Linked DNA regions of Homo sapiens: regions 2, 3 and 4 are each linked to region 1. The links are chromatin contacts, found by Hi-C in ENCODE. All regions are on one chromosome and are shown on one strand. The core of a region is the stretch at or near the end of the contact, and the rest is flanking DNA. Distances in the headings are between cores, read along the strand shown. Region 1 holds the start of ZFPM1 (zinc finger protein, FOG family member 1). Region 2 holds the start of SPATA2L (spermatogenesis associated 2 like). Region 3 holds the start of SPG7 (SPG7 matrix AAA peptidase subunit, paraplegin). Region 4 holds the start of ANKRD11 (ankyrin repeat domain containing 11).

Region 1 (4,926 bases), core at 986-3,485:
CAGGGTTAGGGGACCTGTGACCGGTGCAGGGGCACAGGGCCCGAGCTGGGAAGGGCACCACACCGGGCTCAACATCCTGCCCTTGATGCCCTGGGGTTTTGGGGTTTGGGGGTTTTGATCAAGGGGGCTCCACATTTTCATATTTTCATTTTGCATGGGGCCTTGCAAGTGATGGAGGCAGGGCAGCAGGCTGTGGTCTGGACCTGCCGCCTGCCCCCTTCGCTGGCTTCCCTGGGCATGTCCCTCCATGTTTTCATCTATATATGGGCTCATAGAAATAAATCAGATCAGGCAAAGCAGCAGCCAAAATGATCCCCATCGTCTCCTCCTGCAGCCTAGACAGACATCAATCATGGATGATCATGGCTGTCTCCTGTTGACCCTCGGAATCCACCTCAACACAGATCTCCGCCCGTTCCAGCAGCGCCAGCCTGGGTGCCACTTGCTGTGCGTGGAGCTTCAGACCCAGCCCAGGTGCCAGCCCATGGCCACCTCCTCCAGGAACTCCCCTAACTCACAGGTCCACATACTCTAAAGTGGACTTCTTTGGGGAAGGAGGCGAGGCCTGGTGGGAAACCCAGACAGGTAGGTGCTCCATCCAGTTGACAAGCACTGGGTGGGGGCGGGAGGGTGGGGGGGAGGTCCTAGGTTGAGTGAACCAATCAGACATGGGCCCCACCCCCTCCAGAGAGCAGCTGTGGGAAGGCTGTGCCCACTGGACCCTGGCAGAGAGCAGGAAGGGCTGGAGGACCCGTATGCCCCTGGGCAGCTCTCTTGGCCTCCTGGTCTCAGTGTTCCTGTCTGTCCATGGCAGTGGGGAGGGACGGCGCATATCCAGTGTTGTACCCCTGCCTCTCCTACCCACCCGCCACTCTCCTGTACCAGGCTCTGAGGGTAAGCCCCCACTTCTCCCCTTCCTTGGAGCCAGGGAATAGGTCACAGAAGTTGGCACGAGATGGGGTCTTAGGAGCTCCCAGCAGGCTGGCGGGTGGTGTGACAGTCCTGCTGTGCGATGATCTCATCATCAGGTGGGAGGGGTCCTTCCTGTCTGCCCCTGGGCCCACTGACGCCCGTTTCTTATGAGTACGGGGGATGGGGGAGCAGGTAGCAAGTGTAGACCGAGAACATTAAAAGGAGATGATACAACTCAGCTGGGAGTGGGGGACAGCCCCCCAATGCGTGACCTTGAGCAAGTCCCCGAGCCTCCGTGAAGTGGGGCTCTTGAACACACCCCAGAGGGCAACAGTTCTCCATTTCCAGGCCTGAGCTGACAGCACCGCGCCCACAAACCTCGCTGACCTCTGACTGCTCCGAGAGGGGGCTGTGGCCCGGGCGCTGTGGGCAACTCCTTCGTGGGTCTCCTGCGGGGCGCCCTGGAGAGGCTCGGTGAGGAAAGAGGCCCCAAGTGGCAACGCCCAGGGCTGCCGGCTCCCGCGCCCCCTCCTCGATTTCCAGCCTGGTCTGAGCTCACAGGGGAAGACCCGAGATCCTGCTCTCAGTTGGCGGACCCCACCGCAGTCTGGGACGGAAGCCCCCTCCCTGGCCCGAATCCGCTCCACACCCCAAGTCTGGCCCAAGAGAAACGTGGGCGTCAAGGCCTCGGGCTTCCTGAGCCGGTTGTCACTGCCCCCACCGCGCACGTGGAGCGTGCGGCAGAGCCCAGGGGTCTAGGGAGGGACCAAGGGCTGGGGGCGGAGTTACAGTGCGGGGGCGGAGCCTCGGCGTCTCAGGACCCAACCAGGTCGGGTCAGGTTTGGAGGCGGAGCTGGCGCCGAGAGGCGGGGCGCAGGATGCGGTGCCGCGGGGCAGCAGAACAGAACCGAATAGGTCTCAGACTCCCAGCGCGGCCTGGGGACATGACCTCCGGGCCAAAGAGGAGTGGGGGAGGCTAGAGGTCTCCCCGGGGCGCGGGCGGGGCCGAACCAGGAAGGGGCGGGGCATCGAGCGGGGCGGGGACAGTGCCTTGAAGGCCCAGACGGACAGGGGCGGGGCCGCAGCGCTGGGGTCGGAGCCAGCGCCGTAAAGAGCGAGGCGGGCGGGGGCGCGGTCGCGGCTCTGGGGGCGGAGCCAGAGCAACGAAGAGCCGGGCTGGCGGGGGCGTGGCCGCGGCGCTGGGGGCGGAGCCGGAGAGGTGCAGGGCCCGGCAGGAGGCACGGGGCGGGGCCGGAGCGCCGGGGGCGGGGCGGGAGGTGCGGCGGCCGACGACGCTCAGGCCCGGCCCCGCCCCGTGCCTCCAGCCCGCCAGGAGCGCCCTCGCAGTGGCCGCCTGCTCCGCCGCTCGCCGCCCGCGGGTTCCATTGAGAAAAGCCGAGCGGCCGCGGCGGCGGCGGCGAGTGCGCGGGAGCGGAGGAGCCGGCACCCGCCCGTCGGGCAGTCCGCGCGCCCGCAACGCAGGACCGTGGCCTCTCGGGCCTCCGCGGCAGCTCCAGCGGCTCCGGGGCTGGGCGCGCGGGCTGGGGGCGCGGGCCGGGGCGGCCGCGGAGACCGGGGGCCGGGGGCATGAGCGGCCCCGCGGCCCCGCCGCGCCCCCGCCGCCCGCCGCCGCCCGCCCGGGGCTAGAGGCGGCCGCCGGGAGGGCGCGCGGCGCCGGAGACATGTCCAGGCGGAAACAGAGCAACCCCCGGCAGATCAAGCGTGAGTCAAACTTTGCCCGCGGTCCCCTCCGCGCGCCCGACCCCCGCCGGAGCCCAGCCGCCAGCGCCGCCCCCGCCCGTCCCCGCTCTGCCCTGGGCGCCGGCGACCTTCACCCCGCGCCGCGCCCCCCGCGCTGTGCCAAGCGCGCCGTAATCTAATCTCCGCCGGCGGCCTGGGCCCCCGCGTCTCGGCTTGGGCACCGGGGGGTTCAGCCCAGGAGGGGGCCGCCCGGAGGCCGGGAGGAGGGTGTTTGGGGGCGCGGCCCGGGCAGCTCGGCCCCTCGCGGCCTGCCCCTCCCCCGCATCTGCGAGATGGTGCGGCGATAGGGCGGCCCCGATCTGGGCTCAGATAAAGTTTAAAATATTACATTCTGCAAGTCCCGTCCTGATAAGATCGTTCTGTCGGGACGGGCTGAAATTGTGATCTTATCTCGCGCGGTTGACTCTCCCAGGCTTTGTATCTAGAAGCGAAGAGAGAGACCTGGGAGGCAGAGGGGACACCCGGGGCCGCGGAGATGCCTGGCCAAGTGGCAGGCACCGGCCCGCGCCCACCCCCACCGGTGCCGTCGCAGAGCCGCAGGACAGGGGAGGGGGTAGCGCGCAGCTGCCGCAGCCTAGGCACTTGGCTCCAGCCCCCCAGACACCCCCACCCCGTGCCCTAGCGCTGAAGTCCTGAACCCAGGCCCCGCCAGCCTGGTGACACCTCCTGGACCCTGCAAGTGTCCCAGCCAAGGCGGCATGGGCAACAAATGGTGCCCTCGGATGCCCGCGGGCACCCCCTGGCATCCCAATGGGCTGCTCTGAGTCAGAGAAGGGCCTCCCAGGACGCAGCCCCGGGCCGGGGTCGCCCCTGCACGCCACTAAGTTTCTCGCTGGTCCGGCTCCCTGCCCGGTCAGAGGCTGCTGCCCCGCCGCCACATTGCCAGTGCCCCCGCGATGAGAACTAAGCTGTCGGGGCCACTGTCTGGCCTGGGCCTCTGGGCTGTGCCAGGAGGGAGCAAGAGCACAGGAAGCTACCCTCCCCACCCTATGCCAATAATAACTTTGCGCCTCACAGTTAGGGCCCAGACGCAGGTCTTCCTCCCCGGGGCGCCTCCCCGGAGCCTGACGGGCAGGTCGTCTGAGCCCTGCCAGGAGGCCACGACGGAAACCCGCCCGCTGCCCAGCCGTAGGCGCCCGGGCACTACCTCCTTTGTCCACACGACCACTGCCACCAGGACCCCTTGTGCGGGGCCTGTGGGAGCTTCCCTACTCAGGAGGTCTCCCGAGGCGGGGGTCACAGGCATGAACCGGTTCCCGTAACCCAACTCCCTCAGCGCAAACGGGACCTGTTTTCCGAAAGTCGCCTTCTATCGTGTCAACTCAAGTATTAAAAGCCACCCACAGGTCCCGATCCGCGCTTGTGCTCTGGTTTCTTTTTCCTTCCTTCCCTGAGCGCCTATGTTCGGTTCTGGGGTGTGTGTGTGTGTGTGTGTGTGTGTGTGTGTGTGTGTGTGGTGTTTCACTGTGATGAGAAATGCAGATAGCTCGGACAGGGAGATCGCAGGTTGGAAACCGATCTCCAGCGCTGATAAGGCCGCCAGCGCCAGCGAGAGCCCGTAGCCCAGCCCAGCGGGGCGGGCAGAGCGCGCGCACTTTGGGAACTGGGACCGCGGCGGGTGCACGGTGAGCCACCGCGGCCCATCCTCGTTGCGGCCCGGGACCGGGGCAGAGAAAGGGCCCGGACGAGGAAGGCAGGGCCGCGGACCCTCCCTGTCGCTCGCGGCCCGGGGCGCCTCCTCCCCATGGCAGATCTCAGCACGTTAAGATGCGAAGGCTGATTGTCACCAAGCGGCGGCGCCCGCCCGCCCGCCCTCTTGCCAGCGCCTGTGCCTGCCCGCTGCCCTGGCCTCACCTGCGGCCGGGCCGCGAGTGCAGAGCGGAGGGGGCCGAGCGCTTCGGGCCGCCCACCCCCCACCCGCGCCCCCATCAAAGCCCTGGCGCAGCTGCCCGCGCCTCTGTGCGCCTTTTGTTCCGTGCGGAGATAGATGTGCCGCGCTGATAAGGCGCGCAACCGATGGTGGCTGAGATAGGCGCTTCCATTTATTAACTTCAAACGTGGGAGCGGGGGCAGGGCGAGGCGGGAGCGCGGCCTTGGCCGGCCAGATGGCGGAGGCGATAGGCCGGGCTGCCGACGGGGAGCGCGGGGCCGGGGCAGCTCGGGACCCCCGGCGCCCCCAGCCCGCTGGGTTTTCCTCCCGCCCGAGTCGATGTGAGCTCCGATAAGAGCCTGGCCGGTCGGCCCGATGGCGAT
Region 2 (4,926 bases), core at 747-3,246, 1.2 Mb after region 1:
CCCAGCTCATTTTTGTATTTTTTAATAGAGACGGGGTTTCACCATGTTGGTTAGGCTGGTGTCAATCTCCTGACCTCGTGATCTGCCCACCTCGGCCTCCCAAAGAGCTGGGATTACAGGCGTGAGCCACCGCGCCCGGCCTGGCTGAGTGCTTTCTAGCCTACACTTAGGTGAAGAACTAAAGGAGCTCAGGACAATCACTGCGAGCGTCTCCTGACTCTCAAATTCCCTAACTCCGGGACTCCTAGCATCTAATGCCTGGACACGGCCCACGTGTGGAGCGCCCAGTGCCTGCAGCACTGAGCTCGGGGCTTTGATTCATTCCTCTGGCCCCATGAACTGGACTGTTCCCGTGTCGCTGTCTCAGGAGGAAAGGGGCTGACAGAGATTAGCTAATTTGGCCAAGTCCTCGCGGCCAGGAAGCAGCAGAACTAAGTCCAAACCAGGGCTGTCCGGCACTGAAGCCGGTTATTCCCCCGCCCCGCCCCCTGGGAGGCCTCAAGGGCGGGCCTGTCCGTCCTCTCTCATGAATGAAAGTCCTGGCGCCTCCGACCAGCAGGTGTCCCCGGGGAGCCGCGGAGAGACTGCCGCTGCCATGGCAACCGGCGGAGGCGTAGCTCGCCCACGTGCCCAGTGACGTCATCGGCTTCCTACTCTTCCGAATTAGCTCAGAGCTCCCGGCGGCCCTGCCCCCTCCTGCCGCCAGGAGCTCACCTGGAGAGGCCAGGCCAGCCCTGGGCACAGCCTCCCGCCCCAGGCCGTGGAGTTCACTAGGTCTGAGCCCAGCCCTGAGACTTCACAGGGATGCACCCATCTGCAGTCCTCCCAGCCTCGGCGGCCTCCTCTGCAAATGGGATTGGCCCATAACCTGGAGGAATTAGGATGACCATGGGAACTCAAGTCCCTTCTGTGCCCCCGTCCTAAGATTTCCATGGCAACTGGGGCCGCGAGGCCTCTTAGGGAAGACACTGACGCAAGCTCTCAGGGCAGGACCCCGTAGGCAGCACCCAAGCCTGCCCTCGCCCACCCCATGTTCTCAGCCCTAGGAGTGGGTGCCCCCACACGCCCACGACCCCTCAGCGCTCGGAGCCTTGAGGAGCCCACCAGGCACTGAGGACACTTGAAGCCCCTCTCTCTCGAAAGGCGTGGTCCCCCATGGTCGGCGGCCCCGCGACCCGCAGGCCAGGACGAGGGGCGCGCTCCTCCTGGCCTGGCGCCTACCTTGATGGTGGTGAACTCCTTCCTCCAGGGCAGCAGGTACAGGTGCACCGCGGCGAGCTCCAGAAGCTCGAAGGCGCGAGCCAGGCCGCGTAGCGCGGGCGCCAGGTCGGCGCGGCCCCACAGCCCGTCGGTGAGCAGAGCCAGCGCGTCGTCCTGCAGCGCCCCGTGCAGGTCGAAGTCCTCCACCAGGATCTGCCAGAGCACCGCGCGCAGCGAGGGGTCCCCGCACACGCCCGCGCGGCCCCGTCGCAGCTCGCGCTCCAGGCACTGGCGGTAGTCCTCGGACAGCGAGCTGCTGCCCATCCTGCGGCGGACGGGGGTCGGGGGGGTCAGGGACCTAAGGCCGCGCCCAGCCCGCCGCGCTCTCCCCGAACCCTCACCCAGCGTCCCCAGGACCCCTCGAGCCTGGAGACCCCGCCCCCAGCGGCTGGGCGCCCCCGGTATCTTCGGCACCCCCTACGCTGGAGACCTCGGCCCCATCAGCTGCCCGCCCACCCAGCGATCCAGGCCCCTCCAGTTGAGCGCCCCCGCACCTCCAGCCCCTCCCTCCAGCCTGGGTACCTCGGCCTTCCAGGGGCGCCCCCGGTTATCGACCGCACCCTTCTCTAGAGACGCGCTTCCGCCCGCTGAGCCCTCTCCCGACCAGAGCCCCTTCGCCCGGCAGATGGAGCTGCGGATCCCGCGGGTGACGGCGCTACCTGTCTGTCCCCAGCGGTCTCCGGCCGCCGCGGATCAGTTCGGGCCTCCCCGCGCGCCGCGCGCTTCCGCCGGGAGTCGGCTCCGCCCGGGGTCCGCGGCCGTGACGCTGGGGGCGGGGCGGGGCTTGGCGCAGGCCCCGCCTCCGAATAATTTAGGAGGGGCGGGGCCTGGTGAAAGGGGAGGAGGAGGTGTCAGCCCGGCCGAGCCCCTGCGCGAGGCACCCCGAGAGCCTCCTGTCACCGCGTCGCCCGTCTCCTCGCGGGACCGGTATCGTTCACGACGCCGCTGGGCCGAGGGCTGCGGGCTCATGGCAGGCGCTCAGGGAACGTTGTGCCTGGGCCGCTCCTCCCCACGAGACAGGGACCCAGCCCCAGGCGACCCGGCCGCGGGGAAGCAGGTGCGCGGGCTCGTCCCCTGGGGGGTGGGGCCACCGGCATTACCTGGCGGGGATTGGCTGGATCCTGGGAAGAGCCTTTCCTGCGGGGCGGGGCCACCTGCATTACCTGGCGGGGATTGGCCGGATCCGGGGGCGGGCCTCCCCTGTGGGGCGGGGCCATCCCCTTGAGGGAGGGGCCCGCGGCACGGAAGGTGGGCGGAAGGACAAGCCTTTCAGCCTCGTCTGAAACAGCAGCCTCAGGTGGATGCGGGGACCTCAGATTCTGTTTATGCTGGCTCCGCTTCCCGGCCTCCTGCACTTGCCATCTGCAGCCCTTGAGAGCATCGTCTGGGCGGGTCTCTGAGGCAGGGCGAAGCCGCCCCCCTCTCTAGGCTAAAAGCTGACCTGGGCTGCGGATCCACCCAGGCTAAATCTGGGCCACGACTTCCCGGGGACGTTTTCTTCGCTCGGGTTCCTCTGTTCTGTGCTACAGCCACTTTCTCGCATTGCCCAGAAGTAGAGGAGGATGAGGGAGACCCTTGGAGGTCCCAGCCGAAACCCACCCCTACCCCACACCCCCGCTTTGGGCAGGCTTTGCTACTTCACGTCTGTGTCCCTCATCTCTCCAGGCCACCAAAACCAAGGCCCAAGTTTGTTGAAACTTTCCCTGGGCCTGGGCGGCGAGGTCCCCCCTTTTTCTTAGATTTTTTACCTGGAAGTTCCCTGCTGGCATCTTAGAAATAGTGATCATGACCGGGTGCGGTGGCTCACGCCTGTAATCCCAGCACTTTGAGAGGCCGAGGCGGGCGGATCACCTGAAGTCAGGAGTTCAAGACCAGCCTGGCCAACATGGTGAAACCCCGTCTCTATTAAAAATACGAAAGTTAGCCGGGCGTGGTGGCACATGTCTGTAAGCCCAGCTACTTGGGAGGCTGAGGCAGGAGAATTACTTGAACCTGGGAGGCAGAGGTTGCGGTTGCAGTGAGCTAAGATCGTGCCACTGCACTCCAGCCTGGGTGACAGAGCGAGAATGTCTGGAAAAAAAAATCGTGATGCAGTCGGTGGATCTCCCTGAGTTATCTAGGTGGCCACCTCTGGACAGGGAGCTCTTTTACTTACTGTTTACTGAACTCACTCTTGGTGCCCAGTGCCACCATGGGTCCACACCAGTCCTCAGGACAGCTAACTTCGTAAGTCTCATCTTTATTCTTCTTCTGATGCGGAGGAGGGTGGAGGTAACTGTTCTGCCTTTGTCCTCACTGAATTTGGCAACACCAGTCCATCCATCCAGCAGTGGGCCTAGCTCTCCTCCCATAGGCCTGGGTGGGTTTTTGCACCTGCCTCAACCCATGGAATAGAACTGATGTGGAATGAATTCCAAGGCTAAATCATAAACATGCCATACCCTGGCCTTGTCTTGAGATCCTTGGCCTCTGACATGGTTTGGTTCTGTATCCACACCCAAAATCTCATCTTGAATTGTAATCCCACAGGTCTGGAGCAGGACCAGGTGGAGATAATTAAATCTTGGGGGCAGCTTCCTCCATGCTGTTCTCGTGATAGTGAATTCCACGAGATCCGATGGTTTTATAAGGGGTTCTCCCCTTTGTTCAGTGCTCATTCTCGCTCCTGTCGCCCTGTGAGGAGACGCCTTCTGCCATGATTGTGAGTTTGCTGAGGCCTTCCCCAGCCATGCGGAACTGTGAGTCAATTAAACGTCTTTTCTTTATAAATTATCCAGCCTCAGGCAGCTATTTACAGCAGCATGGGGACGGACTAACACACCCTCAGAACCCAGCCACTAGAGTGAGAAGGCCACGGCCGTGTGCAGAGCTTTTGGCCTGCAACTTCGACCTGCGACTCACATTCACCTGCAGCCTATTCTTGGGACTTTTTTGGAAATAGTTTTTCCAGACAAAAATCAAGATGAGTTTGTTCTGGGCCGAGCGCAGTGGCTCACGCCTGTAATCCCAGCACTCTGGAAGACCGAGGCAGGTGGATCACGAACTCAGGAGATCGAGACCATCCTGGCTAACACACTGAAACCCCATCTCTACTAAAAAATACAAAAAATTAGCTGGGCGTGGTGGCGGGCATCTGTAGTCCCAGCTACTCGGGAGACTGAGGCAGGAGAATGGCGTCAACCCAGGAGGCGGAGCTTGCAGTGAGCCGGGATCGCGCCACTGCACTCCAGCCTGGGCCACAGAGCAAGACTCTATCTCAAAAAAAAAAAAAAAAAAAGGATGAGGTTGTTCTGGGTTGGCATGGGCCCTCAATCCAGTATGACTGCTGTCCTTATGAGGAGAGAGAAACTTAGATATGAACGCACAGGAGAGAAGACCGCTTAAAGACGGAGGCAGAGTGGAACGAGGGTGCCGTGAGCGAAGGTAACACAGCTGTGTTAGAGCCACCAGAAACTGGAGGCAAACAGAATTCTACCCTAAAGCCTCCAGAGGGAGTCAGCCCTGCTGACAGCTTGATTTTGACTTCAGGCCTGCAAGATGGTGAGAGAGAACATTTCTGTTGCTGTAAGCCACCCATTTTGTGGTCGTTTTGGCAGCCCCTGGCAACACATCCAGTCCTCACGTCGTCGTTCCGACAGCCCTGAATGAGGTCCCAGCCGACAGCTG
Region 3 (4,926 bases), core at 1,319-3,818, 1.1 Mb after region 1:
ACCCCCAAACCATGGGGCACCCGAATCCTTAAACAAAACCCCTACTGCTTGAGGCTACGTGAGCCTCTGCTGCTGCCGCCACTACAGCAGGGGCTGAAGCTGAGAGCTGAGAGTCACGGTTCACCTGTAGGGCCTGGGATGCAGCCAGCCTTCAAAGCACGGTTGTTAGAGATGAGTTTGAATAAATGCATAAATACTCTGTTCCCATATCCTCATTTCCCATGACGTCCCAGTAATAACTCTGGATGCCAAGGCTTCCTGGCTCGTCAGTTGCCCTCACACACATTTATTGCATTTTATCTTCATAACCACCCTGTGGGAAACCCAAGGCTGATATTAGCCTTGCTTTGCAGATAATTATCATCCCCATTTTACCGCTGAGAAGATTGAGGCTTGAGGAAGCTAATAACTTGCTTAAGGTCATAGGCCAGAGGAGACAGAACCCAGTGTTCTTTCCCCAGAGGAGGCCTCTTGCCAACACCCCACACTGCTTCTGATGAATTGCCAGGAAACAATTTTAACTTATCTCAAACAATATTAATAGGACTACACTTAAACTCCTCCCAAACACATCCAAATGTGTGCCCTCACCCTCTCTCCAGCCTTGTCCCGTGACCAACCCAACCAAACTTCCGAAAGGGTTTTTTGTGTTCTAGGAAGTGACCGAGCCCCACAACCCTTTATGCCTGTGCGTTCAGAGGATTTGTGACCTTTTTTTTTTTTTTTGAGATGGAGTCTCGCTCTGTCGCCCAGGCTGGAGTGCAGTGGCGGGATCTCGGCTCACTGCAAGCTCCGCCTCCCGGGTTCACGCCATTCTCCTGCCTCAGCCTCCCGAGTAGCTGGGACTACAGGCGCCCGCCACAGCGCCCGGCTAATTTTTCGTATTTTTAGTAGAGACGGGGTTTCGCCGTGTTAGCCAGGATGGTCTCGATCTCCTGACCTCGTGGTCCGCCCGCCTTGGCCTCCCAAAGTGCTGGGATGAAGGGCAGGGAGAGGGAGGGGGAGGGCACCGCGCCCGGCCCACCTGGTGTCTTTCAATCAGGGAAAGAAAAAATAGTGGAGGAGGAAACGGCAAGGTTGGATTCACTGCGAAGGCTGACTGTACAATAAGAAGCAAAAGGAAAAGCGGTTCAGTTGTGAAAATCAGTGTCAGCCCTGGGTGTAGGGGAAGGTCCTCTCCACAAACCAACAGAACACCTCCCCAGCCCCGAGCACCTCTGCCGAGGCACCCGGCCCACTGGAGGGCTGAGGGCGGATAACCACGATAACTGAAAACACTTTCCTGAGCGTCTCGGGGCTGAGGAAGAGGGAGGATTACACGCAGCCCACTGGCTTTGCAACCTCGTCTGTAGTGGTGGAGTGAGTGCAGGTCCAGAAACAAACCAGACCGGCCTTGAAATTCTGCCCTAACTTCAGAGCTGTAATCCTAGGCAGGTTACTTTTAATACTTCTGAATCTTTCTTTACATGTAAAATAGAGGTATTGTATTCGCTGCACAGGGTTGTGAATATTACATGGGTGTTCGACACGGAGCTAGGCACTCGGTGATGTTGGCTGTCGTCACTGGCATTCACTGTTACGAATTTGCGGAGTACAGAAAAGCATAAAAATAAATAGGTCACCCTCATCCTACCTCTGTGACAGACCATCTAGTCTTTGCTTTTCCTACTCAACAAGCTTTCCAGCTCTTGGCGTCAGCTCTAGACCTAAGGCGGACGGAGGAAGGGGTCGGGGTGGCGGAGGACCCCGCGCGCCTGGGAGCCCACGAGGGACCCTGCCCGGGCCCGGAGGGCGGACCCTGAAGAGAACAGAGCCTCTTCCTAAGCTTCCAGACGGCGCCTCCCCGCTTCCTACGATGGGCTCGCGCAGCGGCCGGGGCAGGACCGAGGCTCGAAGCGCCTCCGAGGTGAGCCAGTCCGAAGGCACAGGACGGAGCGCTCCGAAGTCAGAGGTGTGCGGGACGAGCTCTGCAGACGCCTGCCAGGCCGCGCCGCACTGCGCGCTCCCTCCCTCACGACCCTCCTCCTCCGGGGCTGCCCTCCCTGCGGCGGCTGCAACTTCAGTCCTCGTCCTCGGGCGGCTCAAGACGCAGGAAAACCGCCCCCTTCCTGCGCTCCTCACACCCGAAGGGGCCCTCCCGACCCGAGGCCTCCGGCGCCGCCCTCCTGAGCGCGGGCCTCTACTCGCAGGCGGGATTCCGGCCCGCACCATCCGCCCTCGCCTGTGACCGAACCCTGCGGGTGACGCAGGCTGCCCGGGCGTGAGGCCCCTCGGCGCGGGCGGAGCACGACCACGCAGCCACGACCCGGCCGGTTATTCACCCGCCAGGCCCTGGGAATACAAGGCCGGCTTCAAAAAAACCAGGGCACCCGCGACCTCCTCGCAGACGCGCGCCCCCATACCCGGGCCTCAGGCAGCCACGAGGTAGACGGGCTCAGGCTCGGGGGTGCGGCAAGCGGCACCCGGGCGCGGCGGGGCGCAGCTGTGGGGACCGCGCAGGCGCCACGTCAGACCCCGCCCACCCCGCCGCGCAGGCGCCGTGTAGCGCCCCGCGGATCACGCAGGCGCGGCTTTCAGGCCAACATGGCCGTGCTGCTGCTGCTGCTCCGTGCCCTCCGCCGGGGTCCAGGCCCGGGTCCTCGGCCGCTGTGGGGCCCAGGCCCGGCCTGGAGTCCAGGGTTCCCCGCCAGGCCCGGGAGGGGGCGGCCGTACATGGCCAGCAGGCCTCCGGGGGACCTCGCCGAGGCTGGAGGCCGAGCTCTGCAGGTAAATCCCCGCGGAGTCCGGGCCCCACCTCCCGCCCGGCTCTGCTCTGTAAGGCCCAGCCCGGCGGGGCGGGTCGGAGGCCGCCTGGCCCCTGCGGCGGGGGAGCCTGCGCCTGTGGGCCCGCGGATCCCCCAGCTGTGGACCTCGGCGCGGAGCGACTGTTGGGGCCCTGGATCGTGGGCGCTGGGCGGGCCGGGAAGAGGCAGGGCTGGGATCCGCGCAGTCCTCGGCGTGGACTTTCCCAACCCGTCTGTTGTGTGTGGATGTTCTCCGCCCGTCTTCCTCGCCTTTTAAAGTGGAATCCAGTAACGGTTTCCGGCGTAGCACTAATTTACAGTCCACGCCTGTGGATCGATTCCGTCACCAGGAATTCCAGCGCCTTCCAGTTAGGGTGGTTATTGCCGAGTAGGGGGCCCAGAACGTTTCTGTGTCCGCAAAATACCCTGTAGCTGCATTTTGCTGTTGTCATGTAGCTCGGCACGTTATTGATACAGTCATTGAGCACCCCCTGTAGTGCGGCCTTGTTTCAGGTTCTGCTAAGGATAGGATAGCATCTCCTCCCGAAAACCAGACCTTGTGTCCTTCAGCTTTTGGGCTGATGTTTTTTTCTCCTAGCCCTCGCCTAGGAGCTTAGCCCACACCTTTTAGGTTGTTGTTTTTTCGGTTATTTTTGAGACAGAGATCTCGCTCTGTCGCCCAGGCTGGAGTGCAATGGTCTTGGCTCACTGCAACCTCCGCCTCCCGGGTTCAAGCGATTCTCCTGCCTCAGCCTCCTGAGTAGCTGGGATTACGGGTGCGCGCCACCACACCCAGCTAATTTTTGTATTTTTAGTAGAGACGGGGTTTCACCATGTTGGCCAGGATGGTCTCCATCTCTTGACCTTGTGATCCGCCTGCCTCGGCCTCCCAAAGTGCTGGGATTACAGGGCGTGAGCCACCGCGCCCGGCCATAAAACATATTTAAATGGGAAAATGTTTATCTTGAAAGGAGAACTCTGAAAGTATATACTTGTTAACTGGTTTGGTACCTGGAAATGTTCTACAAGGAGCCACTCTCTGGTGACAGCAGGAGCCCCGTGTCTGGGCAGCCACTGTGGCCTTTGGAGAGCTGGGCTGCTCCCTTTCTCCTGCAGAAGCTTCAGGCCATGGGATAGCAGCCAATGTACTTCTGTGTTTTGTTTTCTTCTTTTTTTTTTTTTTTTTTTTTTGTGACAATCTCGCTGTGTCGCCCAGGCTGGAGTGCAGTGGCCTGATCATGGCTCCCTGAAGCCTCTGCCTCCTGGGCCCAAGCAATCCTCCCACCTCAGCCTCCCAAAGTGCTGGGATTACAGACATGAGCCACCGTGCCTGGCCACTATCGTGATTTTTTGTTTGTTTATTTGTTTGTTTTTTGAGATGGAGTTTCCCTTTGTTGCCCAGCCTGGAGTGCAGTGGTGCTATCTCGGCTTACTGCAACCTCTGCCTCCCGGGTTCAAGCGATTCTCCTGCCTCAGCTTCCTGAGTAGCTGAGATTACAGGTGTGCACCACCACGCCCGGCTAATTTTTGTATTTTTAGTAGAGATGAGGTTTCACCATGTTGGCCAGGCTGGTCTCAAACTCCTGACTTCATGTGATCCACCCGCCTCAGCCTCCCAAAGTGTTGGGATTACAGCCGTGAGCCACCACGCCTGGCCAATTACTGTGTTTTAACCTGTTTACTTGCTTTTGACATTTTGATGTTACCTAAAGCTTTGACCTATTGCTCAGACTATTACTTTATATTTCAGGGCAATGTAGATATTACAAATAATTATATATTTGAACTTTTAAAAACGATTTTTAGTCTGCATTGCTTTGGTACTCTCTAATGTTGGTGTGACCTCCAGTATTGTTTTTTTTTTTTTTTCAGAGCTTACAATTGAGACTGCTAACCCCTACCTTTGAAGGGATCAACGGATTGTTGTTGAAACAACATTTAGTTCAGAATCCAGTCAGACTCTGGCAACTTTTAGGTATGTATCTGTTTAAAGAAGCAGCTGAGCATGACTGCACACTTACCGCCTCAGCTACTTGGGAGGCTGATCTTTTTTTATTTTAGAGACGGGATCTCGCCCTGTTGCACGGGCTGGAGTGCAGTACAATGGTGTGATCAGAGCTCACTACAGCCTAGAACTCCTGGG
Region 4 (4,926 bases), core at 1,409-3,908, 1.0 Mb after region 1:
ACCGCTAACATGGCAGCCGCTCGTCATCAACAGCCCATCTGGGAGGGTGTGATGGCACTGCTGGTATGGGGTGCCCAGCATGGCCAGTCCGGAGAAAAGCATCTGGCGGTGGCAATGCAAGTCAGAAGGCTGACGCAAATGAGAGCTGCAAAAGAGGAACTCAGGTTTTAAAGGTGACACCTTTAAAAACAAAATTCTGGTAAATTGTGTTATGTATATTTTACTACAGCAAAAATAGAACAGAAGAAAAAAACTGCTGAAAGTTTCAAGTTTAGGTCAAATTTAGCACTATCTTGTGGGGAACTTTTCAACAAACTTAAGAGGCATCACGAAGAACAGAGAAAACGTCACAGCAACTTGGTCTTTGTTCCCTCCCATCCAGTTCCATTCAGATGGCCAGCCTATCGAAGGAGATCCTGCTCTTCGGGGAGAAACTACAGAAAGAGGAGAACAACAGCTGAATGGAGGGTAGGGGAGGCCACACCAACTATACGAGATCCAATGCAAGGGTCACAATGAAGGCTGAGCAAGACATCCGCCCCCCCCCCTTTTTTTCTAGTTTAACTACAGTTGCAGAGTAAAATCAGAGGACTTCTGTAATCATTCTCTAACAGAACTCGAAGTCTTCCAGGGCAGCCAATACTTACTAAGAGAAATCAAGGTCTCAGAGAAACCAAAGAAACAGCCTCAGGGTCTCCGATTTTGAACGTTATGCCATAGACTAGGTCTGCACACAACAAAAACAGTAACTGTTTCGATGGCACTTTTTCCACAGGTAATATCATCTTATATGTTTGGCTAAGTCTCAACATCCCAAAAAGGATCAAAAGATTCTCTAAGTTTTGCAGTTCAACAACTGTGCACACTTTTATTTCTCATTTCAAGTGTTAAGGATATTGCTCTAATGACTGCATAAAACTCTCTCCTCATGTAAGAAAGCCTGAAATCTAATTTCTCTACCATAAAACCCTGTTCTTGCAAAAGGATACAAAACTACTCATAATCTACAAAAACGATGAATCCTAAGCATGTTACATAGAAGGAAAACAGTTTCAAAGCATAGGGAGCTGTTAGACCAGCTTCATCTTCCCAAGCCTCTTCCAAAACTTCTTGGAAGCTGATATATAACACTAACCTTCCAAAAACACAACAGAAGCAGAAAATCTTAATGGGGCACCAGGAAAAGAGCAAGCCTCGAGAAAAATCAAGACTCCCCCCGACCAACCTTCCCAAATAACACAAACACAAGAGTTAACAGTACAATCCCTCTTTGAGAGGGGACTGAATCAATGTGGCAGGGCCAACCCTACACACACACACACACGCGCGCGCGCGCGCGCGCGCACACACATACACCACACACACAGCTACCGCCCTGCCAGGGGATGATGAAATGAGGAACGGAAATTAACATTTCAGGCAACGTCTCACATTGTTCCTTGAGGCCAAGGGCTGCTGTTGCAGCCGCCACCGCCACCGCTTTCCTCCCAGCCACCCCCCACACCCGCCCGCCTACCCTCCCCCTAACACCCCCCACACGGCTGCCCGCATTCCTGCCCCTCCTCGGCCTACGCGCGCCTCCTGCAACCCCGACGCCCCCAGGTCCCCAGTTCGCCCTCCCCCTCCGGCTCGGAGCCCGAGAGCCGCCTGCTCTCATTTCAAAACAGCGATAATAATAGGGACGCTGAGAATAACAACTACGACCAGCACGGCGAAGGCGCCCCTCTCGCGGGTCAGAGGTCGGCGCCCCAGCTCCGCAGAACCCGGCGCCCGGCCAGCGCCCCCTGGCAGCCCCTCCCGGCAGCCTCAGGTCCCCAAGACCTGCAGGCCCGCCCCGAAGCCCCCCGTCCGCCCCTCACGGCCGCTCCGAGCCCCCGAGGCCCGCCCCGGAGCCCCCTGTCCGCCTCTCACGGCCGCCCCGGGCCCCCACGGCCCCCAGGCCCGCCCCGGAGCCCCCAATCGGCCCCTCAGAGCCGCCGCGGGCCCCCGGCCACCCAGGCCCGCCCGGAGCCCCCGTCCGCCCCTTACGGCCGACCCAAGCTCCGCCGACCTCCCAGGCCCCCCCCGGAGCCCCCTATGGGCCCCTCACGGCCACCCCGGGCCCCCAAAGACCCCCGGCTGCCCCGAACCCGGACCCGTAGGCCCGCTCCGGGACCCATTATTGGTCCCTCACGATCGCCCCGGGCCCCCAAAGACCCCCGCCCACCCGGCCCCGACCCCCCAGGCCCGCCCGGAGGCCCGCGGCGCAGCTCCGTCGCCGGGGAAGGCCTGCAGGCCGCAAGGCCGCGCGAATGCCCCGTGCCCGCCCCGACCACCGCCCCCAGACCAGCGGCGCCTCTCACCGTGCTCCGAGGGCTGCGCGGCTCCGCGACGGCTCAGCGGCGGGGCGCGGGCGCTGCCCATGCAGCCCGCGGCCGCGTTTCCCGGGCCGCGCGGCCCGAGCGGCAAGGCGGCGGCGGCGGCGGCGCGGGCTCGGGCCCGGCAGAGCTGCGAGGGACGGCGGGAGGCGAGCCCGCCCCTCGGGCGCGCCCACGGCTCGGGCGAGAGCCGCGGCTCCCGGTGCGGACGCTACTGATGGGGCGTCTGGCCGCGGGCTCGGCGGCGGCGCCTCCCCGGCTGGGGCCCTCGGTCCATCGCGCACCGTCTCAGGGCGGCCTCTGGCTCCAGGACCCAGCGGCGGCTGCGGCGGGAGCCGGCCGCATGAGACGCTCCCGCCCATTGGCCCGCCGTATCCGCCACCGCCATTGGCCCGCCCCGGCCGGCCGCAGGGGCTGTGCACGTCACAGCGCCGTGAGTTAGTGCGCTAATGGAGTGAAGGAGAGAGGCGGGATTGACAGCCTCTCTGGCGGTCCGGAGGCGGGACTAGGAGGACGTCCCGGTAACGATTGGGCAGGGTCCTGCGTAAGGGCGCATGCGACACTGGAAGTAGCGAGCAACTGGATTGGCTGCCTCCGTCGCAAAGGAGGGTGGGTCTTGCATTCTCGGGCCTGACGATTGGTCTTTCCAAGTGCCGGAAGCAACAGGGATGTCGTCTGGAAACAAAATCTGGTATTGAAGCGCAGGGAGACAAAACGTCCACCTCTAGAGCCGAGGCGGCGGTTGCCTGTCGCGTGCCCGTGGTCTTCTGCCTGCCCCCGGACATCTCGGGCCACGTCCGGCCCGGCCTCCGGCCGCGCTGCCCTAACGGGCGTCACGGGGCATGAAGAGCTCTGGGCGGCTGCGAGGGGAGGGTACCGGGGCAGCGGGGCGGTCGCTCGGGGCTCCCGCGCGGTGACTCTTGCTCTGCCGTCGAAGAGAACGGCCCTCGGGCGCGTCGCGGCCGCGGCTCCAGAGCCCCTGGGCCTCGCGCTCTGAGAGCCTGAGCCGCTTGAGGAGGCCAAGCGCCCACGAACCGCATTCCCTGCCTTGCTAGTTAGTTCTCCAACACGCGAAAAAGGTAGACGAGGACTGGTTTTCTTTGCAGCTAAAATGAATCAAGCCTCTGGTAAGTGTGGATCCTGTTCTAAGTGCACCTGTGTTCTCCTCCAGAACTAAACCAAAAAGCAAGGTGAACAAAATCGGTGCTCCTTCAGTTTCTTCTTTAGTTCTGCATGTTACTGGGGACTAAGACAACGGGTAAGCAAACTATTTATAGGCCTCAATTTACGAAATAACGGAATTGCAAAGTCCGGAGTGGATAGGACCGTGAGGACGGTCTTTTTTCTTGGGCAACACGCATTATGGTCGAGAGATCAGTTGTTAAACCGCCCCTGTTCAAATCCCAGCCCTACCAGTGACTAGCGGTCACCCTGTAGGCTTTGTCTCTCAGATCTTCAGTTTCTTGGTGGGTAAAATGGGAACTACAAGTAGCACCTATTCTTTTTTTTTTTTTTTTTTGAGTCAGGGTCTCACTCTGTCGCCCATGCTGGAGTGCAGTGCTAACTGCAGCCTCAGCTTCCCGGGCTCAGAGGATCCTCCCACCTTAGCCTACTAAGTAGGTGGGACCACAGTCAGGCATCACCACACCCGGCTAATTTTTTAAATTTTCGTAGAGATAGGCTCTCTGTGTGTTTCCCAGGCTGGTCTTGAAATCCTGGACTCAAGCGACCCTCCCTCCTCAGCTTCCCAAAGTGCTGGGATTAGAGGCATGAGCCACGGTGCGGGCCAGGAGCACCTATTTCATAGGCCCATCGGGAAGATTAAATGAAGGGGCTGTGGAGGCTGTAGCACGGTGCTTGGCACGTATGTGAGCTCTGGGGAAACATTAGTTATGCTATAACTGGACCTTCAGCCTTCTCTAGGCAGCCAGATTTCGGGCTCCACCCACAACTAGTCACGCCATTGGATGAGGGGTGAGCGCCTGATAAAAACAGCCGGCGTATGCGCTGATGTGCGTTCACGAAGAGGTGATCCAAGTGTTTCCATATTTGCCTCACTGGACGAAGTATTTGGTAAAATTGACGAAATTCAGAGTCCTGGACCCCATCATCACCTATGGAATTATTCTAGATGAGAGGGGACTAGGCATTGGCATTTTTTTATTTTGGTCCCTTACAATACTCATCATTGGGAAAATTTGAAAAACATCAACCTAAGCCGTCATGCTCGCACTCGAGAATGTTTCCCCTAGGCTGATTGACGGGCAGTGGTATTCACAGGTGCGGTCAGCGCAGTCCAGCTTCAAACTTCCGGGGATCAAGTGATCCTCCCGCCTGAGGAGCTGAGATTACAGGCCTGCACCACCATGCTCATCTATCAGGGGAATTTAAAGTGCAAAATATTAATATGAGTAAGCAGGCAGTTGGCCTTCGAAACAGAATCTGAAAATACACTAAGGTAAAAGCAAACTGAATTTCGACAGAAGTAGAACGTGTATGGTAGAGAAAAGAAATGCAGAGTAAAGGGAAAGGAGCCAGGAAATGCACTAATTAGAAAATCTTGGCCAGG

Evidence for each region. A loop is a pair of places that touch in the nucleus more often than their neighbours do. Pooled maps may share reads with other maps.
Region 2: a pooled map shows a loop between it and region 1 (18-fold over the local background). The contact joins the promoter of SPATA2L here to the promoter of ZFPM1 in region 1. A Hi-C loop is called at or near these places in 4 of 37 single-sample maps with no recorded cell type and 6 of 50 pooled maps.
Region 3: a loop to region 1 is called in a pooled map, with 12 times the contacts of the local background. The contact joins the promoter of SPG7 here to the promoter of ZFPM1 in region 1. A Hi-C loop is called at or near these places in 1 of 168 maps with a recorded cell type or tissue (naive thymus-derived CD4-positive, alpha-beta T cell), 1 of 37 single-sample maps with no recorded cell type and 8 of 50 pooled maps.
Region 4: a map of naive thymus-derived CD4-positive, alpha-beta T cell shows a loop between it and region 1 (11-fold over the local background). The contact joins the promoter of ANKRD11 here to the promoter of ZFPM1 in region 1. A Hi-C loop is called at or near these places in 1 of 168 maps with a recorded cell type or tissue (naive thymus-derived CD4-positive, alpha-beta T cell) and 8 of 50 pooled maps.

The regions. Positions count from the first base shown.
Region 1 is chr16:88,451,045-88,455,970 of GRCh38, forward strand. ZFPM1 (zinc finger protein, FOG family member 1) reads left to right here and starts at 2,236. Exons shown (of 10, transcript NM_153813.3): 1 at 2,236-2,634. The coding sequence starts at 2,595. RefSeq lists silencers at 1,961-2,260, 2,271-2,360, 2,821-2,950, 3,171-3,240, 4,181-4,890 and 1 more.
Region 2 is chr16:89,699,709-89,704,634 of GRCh38, forward strand. SPATA2L (spermatogenesis associated 2 like) reads right to left here and starts at 1,997. Exons shown (of 3, transcript NM_152339.4): 1 at 1,920-1,997; 2 at 1,222-1,525. The coding sequence starts at 1,524. RefSeq lists an enhancer at 1-600 and silencers at 1,603-1,702, 1,873-2,592.
Region 3 is chr16:89,505,835-89,510,760 of GRCh38, forward strand. It overlaps SPG7 (SPG7 matrix AAA peptidase subunit, paraplegin), which reads left to right and starts at 2,569. Exons shown (of 17, transcript NM_003119.4): 1 at 2,569-2,766; 2 at 4,656-4,758. The coding sequence starts at 2,584. It overlaps LOC101927863 (a long non-coding RNA gene), which reads right to left and starts at 2,486. Exons shown (of 5, transcript NR_188547.1): 1 at 2,403-2,486; 2 at 125-313. RefSeq lists an enhancer at 14-63 and silencers at 1,883-1,952, 2,073-2,282, 2,353-2,912, 2,943-3,062.
Region 4 is chr16:89,487,903-89,492,828 of GRCh38, forward strand. ANKRD11 (ankyrin repeat domain containing 11) reads right to left here and starts at 2,659. Exons shown (of 13, transcript NM_013275.6): 1 at 2,343-2,659. LOC101930112 (a long non-coding RNA gene) reads left to right here and starts at 3,068. Exons shown (of 2, transcript XR_933895.4): 1 at 3,068-3,484. LOC101927863 (a long non-coding RNA gene) reads right to left here. Exons shown (of 5, transcript NR_188547.1): 5 at 4,501-4,731. RefSeq lists enhancers at 1-347, 126-395, 546-615, 1,205-1,718, 1,719-2,233 and silencers at 1,515-1,584, 1,625-1,734, 1,815-1,864, 2,439-2,918, 3,119-3,208 and 1 more.